Linked DNA regions of Homo sapiens: region 1 is linked to region 2. A link is a contact called in ENCODE Hi-C or POLR2A ChIA-PET data. All regions are on one chromosome and are shown on one strand. Each heading gives the region's core, a stretch centred on a gene start or an enhancer-like site at or near the end of the contact. The rest is flanking DNA. Distances are from core to core; before and after follow the strand shown. Region 1 has its middle 21 kb from the start of USP3. Region 2 overlaps RORA (RAR related orphan receptor A).

Evidence for each region. A loop is a pair of places that touch in the nucleus more often than their neighbours do. ChIA-PET counts read pairs that join two places held with the same protein, here RNA polymerase II (POLR2A). Pooled maps may share reads with other maps.
Region 1: a map with no recorded cell type shows a loop between it and region 2 (11-fold over the local background). The contact joins two enhancer-like sites. A Hi-C loop is called at or near these places in 1 of 37 single-sample maps with no recorded cell type and 2 of 50 pooled maps. POLR2A ChIA-PET finds 5 or more read pairs at or near these places in 1 of 52 experiments (activated T-cell).

The regions. Positions count from the first base shown.
Region 1 is chr15:63,482,102-63,485,676 of GRCh38, reverse strand. No RefSeq gene overlaps it. Among named protein-coding and RNA genes, the nearest start is that of USP3, 21 kb to the left of the region's middle. Within about 2 kb of position 2,057, at least 7 of the 41 ENCODE cell types and tissues checked have a DNase peak (open chromatin) inside an H3K27ac peak, as active enhancers do.
Region 2 is chr15:60,566,439-60,569,728 of GRCh38, reverse strand. All of the region lies in intron 2 of RORA (RAR related orphan receptor A), which reads left to right. The region is part of intron 3 of RORA-AS1 (RORA antisense RNA 1); the gene reads right to left. Among named protein-coding and RNA genes, the nearest start is that of RORA-AS1, 89 kb to the right of the region's middle. RefSeq lists a silencer at 1,165-1,459. Within about 2 kb of position 1,413, at least 5 of the 41 ENCODE cell types and tissues checked have a DNase peak (open chromatin) inside an H3K27ac peak, as active enhancers do.

The DNA.
Region 1 (3,575 bases), core at 808-3,307, 2.9 Mb before region 2:
AAACATATTCAACTATATTTTCTTCTTGTACCTTTTTTATTTTTTATTTTTTTGAGACAGGGTCTTGGTCTGTTGCACAGGCTAGAGTGCAGTGGTGTGGCCATAGCTCACTGCAGCCTCTCCTGGGGCCAAGATTCTCCCGCCTTAGCCTCCTAAGTAGCTGGGACTACAGGACACAGCACCACACCCGGTTAATTAATTTATTTTTTTAGTGGAGAAGAGGTCTCACTAAGTTGCCTGGGTTGGTCTTGAACTCCTGGGTTCAGGCTATTCTCCCCCCTTGGCCTCCCAAAGTATTGGGATTACAGGTGTGAGCCACTGTGCCATCCCCTTTACTTTTATGGTTTCATGTTTGACATTTAGGTTTCTATTCGTCTGGGATTGATTTTGGGATAAGGAGTGAGGTAGCAATATAATTTAAATGGTTTTCCCAAATGGAAAATGATGTGTAGCCTGTTGTCTCAATACTATTTAATGAACAGCCCTTTTTTTCTCCTTTGATTTGAAATGCCAGCTTTAAAGTATTAATTCATATATTTTGGGTCTATTTCTGAATTTTTTTCCTGTTGGTTTATCTGTCTATTTCTCAGTCTACAATGCTTTGTTAACCAGAAGTCGGCATTCAATTTTATGGGGTCATCAATATAAATACTACTAAATTTGACATAGGTAACTCTTGGAAGTTAGAACACAGGAAAGGAAGGGTGGAGTCCCTTCATGTCTGAGACACTAGATGTTGATTCAGGAGGAAATATCAAAAAATTGATTTTTTAAACCAAGGCTTCCTGAATAATATTTTTTGTTGATAAGGCAAATACACATTAAATGTCTGATTTTAACCATTAGTTCTGTTGATTTTTGGCTGAATGAAAACATCAAAGTTTGAAACTATGACTTTATGTTCAACTTATTTATTTTCTTATATTTCTCACAGGTCATATATTTACAAAACTATCAAAAGCAGGAACTTGCAACCCTGAGGGACTCTCTCTAGGTATGCAGTGTCTTCCTCACACAAGGTTAGCAGCTGCTAGGATACTAATGCTCAGGGCTTTCAGTCTTATCAGTGATGACCTCGATAGAAACTTGAGTATATTTCCCTCTTTTTTTTTTGAGATGGAGTTTCGCTCTCGTTGCCCAGGCTGCAGTGCAATGGTGCGGTCTTGGCTCAGGGCAACCTCCGCCTCCTAGGTTCATGCAATTCTCCTACCTCAGCCTCCTGAGTAGCTGGGATTACAGGCATGCACCACCACACCCGGCTAATTTTGTATTTTTAGTAGAGATGGGATTTCTCCATGTTGGTCAGGCTGGTCTTGAACTCCTGACCTCAGGTGATCCGCCTTGGCCTCCCAAAGTGCTGGAATTACAGGCATGGGCCACCATGCCCGGCCAAAGCTCTCCATTGTTCTTTCTAACCCGGGGTCAGAAGTGTGGAATGCTTTTGCCTTGAGATGTTTTTATTCCAGCAAGAAGGCTCAATTTTAAACACAAAATGTACTTGTTTTAGCTCTGTGCTCCCAAACTTCCAAAGGGAAGATCTTTTATAAATTTGCTGGATTCTCTGTGGGTTTGTGTTTATTAACTCCCACCATTTGCAAAGTATTTTGTGGTGGCATAAACATCATTTTAAAACAGGAAGTTAGCTTTTAGTCATTAGTCTGAAATCAAGTGTTTCAGAAGAAATGAAAAGGCTTCAGCCAGAGGAGACTTTAACATGACAAAAGTCACAACAGGAAATTAGGTGACTCTGGCTTGGCCTCTCCATTCACAGCTTTTGGGCATGTTCATTCATTTTGTCCATCTCTTAAATACCTACTTTATGCTCAGCCTCATTTAACACTCTAGTGTACACCAGTCAAAGAGCTACTCAGTCAAACTGCAAGGACTCTGTTAATACACAGGCTTCTCATGTACAAAGGTGGGGAAAAGAGGCATTATTTTCACTGCTATACAAATATTCTGATGTGTGAATGAACCATGATTCATGTATTCATTCTCCTGATGATAGACAACATTTTGGGTTGTTTCCAGTTCTTTTCTATTGCAGACAATGCTGCAACGAACAATCTTGCACAACCCCGTCGTGCACATGTACAAGAGTTTCACTAAGGCAGCAGTCCTCAAAGTGTGATCCAGGGACCCACAGGGGTCCCCAAGGCCCTTTCAGAGGGTCCACACGAGCAAAACTATTTTCTTTTTATTTTTTCTTTTCTTTTTTTTTTTTTTTTTGAGACATAGTCTTACTGTCACCCAGGCTGGAGTGCAGTGTCACAATCTGGACCCACTGCAACCTCTGCCTCCTGGGTTCAAGCGATTCTTCTGCCTCAGCCTCCTGAGTAGCTGGGATTATAGGCGTGCGCCACTATGCCCGGTTAAGTTTTGTACTTTTAGTAGAGACAGGGTTTCACCCCAGGCTGGTCTCCAGCTACTGACCTCAGGTGATCCACCCACTGTGGCCTCCCAAAGTGCTAGGATCACAGGCGTGAGCTACCGCTCCCAGCCGCAAAACTATTTTCATAATAGTTTTCACTCTCATCCTGTCAGGGGTATGCTGTGGAGTTTTCTGGAGGCTGCATGACACATCCACAATTATCTGAAAAGGCTATTAAAATACTCCTACCTCTTCTAATTACATATCTGGGTGAGGCTGGAATTTTCTCATATACTTCAACCAAAACAACATATTGCAACACTTGAATACAAATAGAAATTCTAGCTGTCTTCTAGTAAGCCAGACAATAAAGAGATCGTAAAATATGAAACAATGCCTCTCATCTCCCTAAATTTTAACATAAATAGAATTTTTTTCATAAAATGTGTTAATATCCATTGAGTTTATTTTTTATTTTAAAGCTGATTTTAACTTTTTTAAACTTTTTAACTTTTTTCAGTTTTAATTTCTAATACTGTAAATATAAATAAATACAGCCCACGTGAACAAAAGCTTTTTGGGGTCCTTGATAATTATTATCAGTGCAGTGGCATGATCACAGCTCACTGCAGTCTCAACCTCCTGGAGTCAAGCAATCCTCCCAAAGTGCTGGGATTGCAGGCATGAGCCACTGTGCACATCCTGATAATTTCTAAGGACATAAGAGTCCTAAAACCAAAAAAATATGAGAAGTAGTGCCCTAGGGTATATATACCCAGGAGTTGTGACGTAGGTGCATATTCATCTTTAAATGGTAACTCTAATAACCACTGATGATTAAGTTCAATTTGATATCATTTGTATAGAGCCCCCCAAAGCAGTACAACTAAACTTTATACAGCTCAGAAATGCATGCAGATTGCTAAAATTGAAAAAAAAAAATAGGCAAGGTTAAGCTCAAAATGTAGGATAGTTGGCCAGGTGCGGTGGCTCACGCCTGTAATCCCAGCACTTTGGGAGGCTGAGGCGGGTGGATCACAAGGTCAGGAGATCGAGACCATCCTAGCTAACACAGTGAAACCCCGTCTCTACTAAAAATACAAAAAATTAGCCGGGCGTGGTGGTGGTCCCCTGTAGTCCCAGCTACTCGGGAGGCTGAGGCAGAATGGTGTGAACCCGGGAGGTGGAGCTTGCAGTGGGCTGG
Region 2 (3,290 bases), core at 164-2,663:
GTATTGTTCATCCTCCCCTGTTCAAGCCATTCACCCTTTTGAGCTGTCGTTACTGTAAGGGAGTGACTGCTATTTCATTTACTCATTATTTACTGAATGAGGAGACTAATTGTCATTTTTCTTTGCTGTTGCCCTGTTTCCCCCTTTTAACCACCACCCTTCCGCCCCTTTATGGTGAGGACCAAAATCACTGTTGTCATTAGCTAGCCTGTATTGAGCATCTACTACATATTTACTAAGCATCATTCAGAAGACTTGAATTTTGTAAAAATGAATCCTTTGGGTTTTTTCTTTTCTTTTTCTTTTTAAAGAGACAGGGTCTCACAGGCTGGAGTGCAGTGTTGCCATCATAGCTCACTGTAACCTGGAACTCCTAGGCTCAAGTGATCCTTCTGCCTCAGCCTCGCCAGTAGCTGGGGCTACAGGCATGTGACACCACACATGGCTTTTTTTTTTTTTTTTTTTTTAATTTTTTAAAGAGATGGAGTCTCTCCATGTGGCCTAGGCTAGTCTCGAACTCTTAGGTTCAAGCAGTCCTCCCACCTCAGTGGTTTCTTTTGAGAAGGAGTGCAAAATGAACAAGGCACTTTCGTTGATTAATTTAATTCAACCAATTTTCTATATATAATACCTCTTACCACAAAGAAATGATTAGATTCTAAATGCCAGAAGATAGAGGTGTGAAAAGACACTAACCACAAAAAGGCCTTTTGTAAATTGTATTGTCAGCGTATTTTAAACTCCAGGAAATGCCATAATATTGAGTTTTTTTTTTTTTTTTTTTAGCGCAAAACCATCTAAACTGAAATCCATATGAAAAATATCAAAACTATTCAGTCAACTTTTACCTACTTCACTTTGTCATCAACAACTCCCTGTTCCGTCCTTGCAAAGCAACTAATCTTTTTTACTTGTACTAGGAAAACATATAAAACCATCCTGACAGTTTGATAATACAACAACAGTGCTTAGATTCAAGATAAATGTATATTACAAGAAAAGTGAAAGAAGCTCTCAGGTGAGTGAGCTCTGGGTCAAGGCCCTTCGAGCCAAAGGAGAGGAGGTCCTGGACTTTGGTCTGATGTGTTCCAGGATCTGTGCCTGGCCTGCTTCCTGCCTCCCATAGCAGCAGCAAGTCCTGCTTTCCCCAGTGAGATCTCGACTAGACTTCCCCAGTGCCTTGTCAGAGAAAAGGGGCTTCTTCCTTCCTTAGAATCATTCTGACACCACACTGAGCCGGGGTATGCAAACAGGGAGGTTTGGGTCTTGAGAATAGATCATGCAAATTTCTTTCTTGTTTCCCTTAACTACATCAGCAGTAGAGAGCAGAGAAAGCCTTCACTGCCATGCTGCCTCATGGAGGTGCTGAAGTTTCTCCCAGGTAGGAGAGGACTTTGGGCTTCTTTTGGCATCACTACCCTCAGGATGCCTGGCTGTTCCACCTTTCTGTGGGTGGGGCAACCCTTGTCTCTGGCAGAACAGAAAGGTGCACAGGGGCAGAGGTAACAGCAGGAGACATAAGCATTGTCCTATCCATTTTCCAGCAGAGCACCACTGTCCTATCCAGAGCTTATTTTCCTGGAAACCATTCTCTCCATAAAACAGTGGTTCTCAACTGGGGGCACTTTTGACCCCCAGGGAACATTTATCAGTGTCTAGAGAGATTTTTTGATTAATACAATTCGAGAGTGCTATTAGCATCTAGCCACAACAAAGAATTATCTCACACAAAATGTCAGTAGTGCCAAGGCTGAGAAACCCTGCCACAGAGCATGCTTTCTACCTTCTGTTCATCATAGGCCCCTTACATATGACATCTTCATTTTCATTTTCAACCCAAACACATTTTATTTAACACCGTATAACTTCAATTTTAAGTAAAGGAATAAATGGAAAACTTTATTGGCATGAGAAAGAAAAAAAGGGAAAGTAATGCATTACCAAAAGAAGCCGGAGATAATCAGTATGTATGAACTCATGCAATGGTAGAATTATTCTTGCTAATAAAAGAGGGTATCGGCTGGGCCTGGTGGCTCACACCTGTAATCCCTGCACTTTGAGAGGCCAAGGCAGGCGGATCACTTAAGGCCAAGAGTTCCAGACCAGCCTGGCCAACATGGTAAAACCCTGTCTCCACTAAAAATACAAAAATTAGTTGGGTGTGGTGGTGCATGCCTGTAGTCCCAGCTATTCGGGAGGCTGAGGCAGGAGAATCACTTGAACCTGGGAGATGGAGGTTGCATGAGCTGAGATCACACCACTGCACGCCAGCCTGGGTAACAGACCAAGACTCAGTCTCAGAAAAAAAAAAATAATAATAATAATAATAATAATGATAATAAAAGAGGGCATCTCTCTAAAAGAAAAGGTGCAAACCCAAACATTTAGTGCCCCTAGGCAGGTGGTGTGAGTGTGGCAGGTAGAGGAGGCACTTGGACCGCTGGACGGCACATATGCTTTGGAAAGGGAGCACCTCCCTTGGCTCTGTCGCCGTTTGGAATAACTGGTCTGTCATCACCAGGTCTTTTTTTTTTTTTTAAGAGAATCTATAAATCTGAACTTTAATGTGAAATTCCCTGGTTATTAATGGCTAGAAACATATTTTAAAAACTCATAGGCTAGCTCGTTATGGAAGCAGATTAATGGTTTTGGCTAGTTCATCTTTGTTAGTATCTTTATCATTATTGAGATTGTGTGGTTGAACATTGGACAGATGAGCTCTCACACGTAATCTAAACAGACTCCTTTCTGTTCTGAAGGCTTAAGTCACCTAGAAAATAAGTCCAAACTCCTTAACAGAGTATTCAAGGCCCTTTAGGATTAGGTCCCGCCAACCTGGCTACCCACTTTCCATCCTTATATTGAGCCATTTGCTCCACTCTACCCTGCCCTTGAGACACAGTGAGCCTCTCTTTGAACACATCACGCATGTTCATGCTGGGACCTCTCCTTGGCTTTTCTTCACTCCCATCGCAACTTTCACTGCCTAGGGAAGTGCGATATTCATTCTCTGTGGCCCAAATCAAATGACAAATAATCTTCCCGAATTCCCTAAAAGAAATCTGGTTTGGTATATTCTGTTATTATGATCTTTATAAGTTGCTACCATGTATTCATCTAGTCATCTCCCCAACCTCAAGTAATGTGTAAGACTTGGAGGCTAGGAACCCAACTTTATTGGGAAGCCAACTTTATTGCTCTATTTTTCATATAAACCTAGCTTTCAGTAAATTTAAATCACCTTCTGCTTATCCATCCACCAGTATGCACTGTGATTAATTAACAAGGCA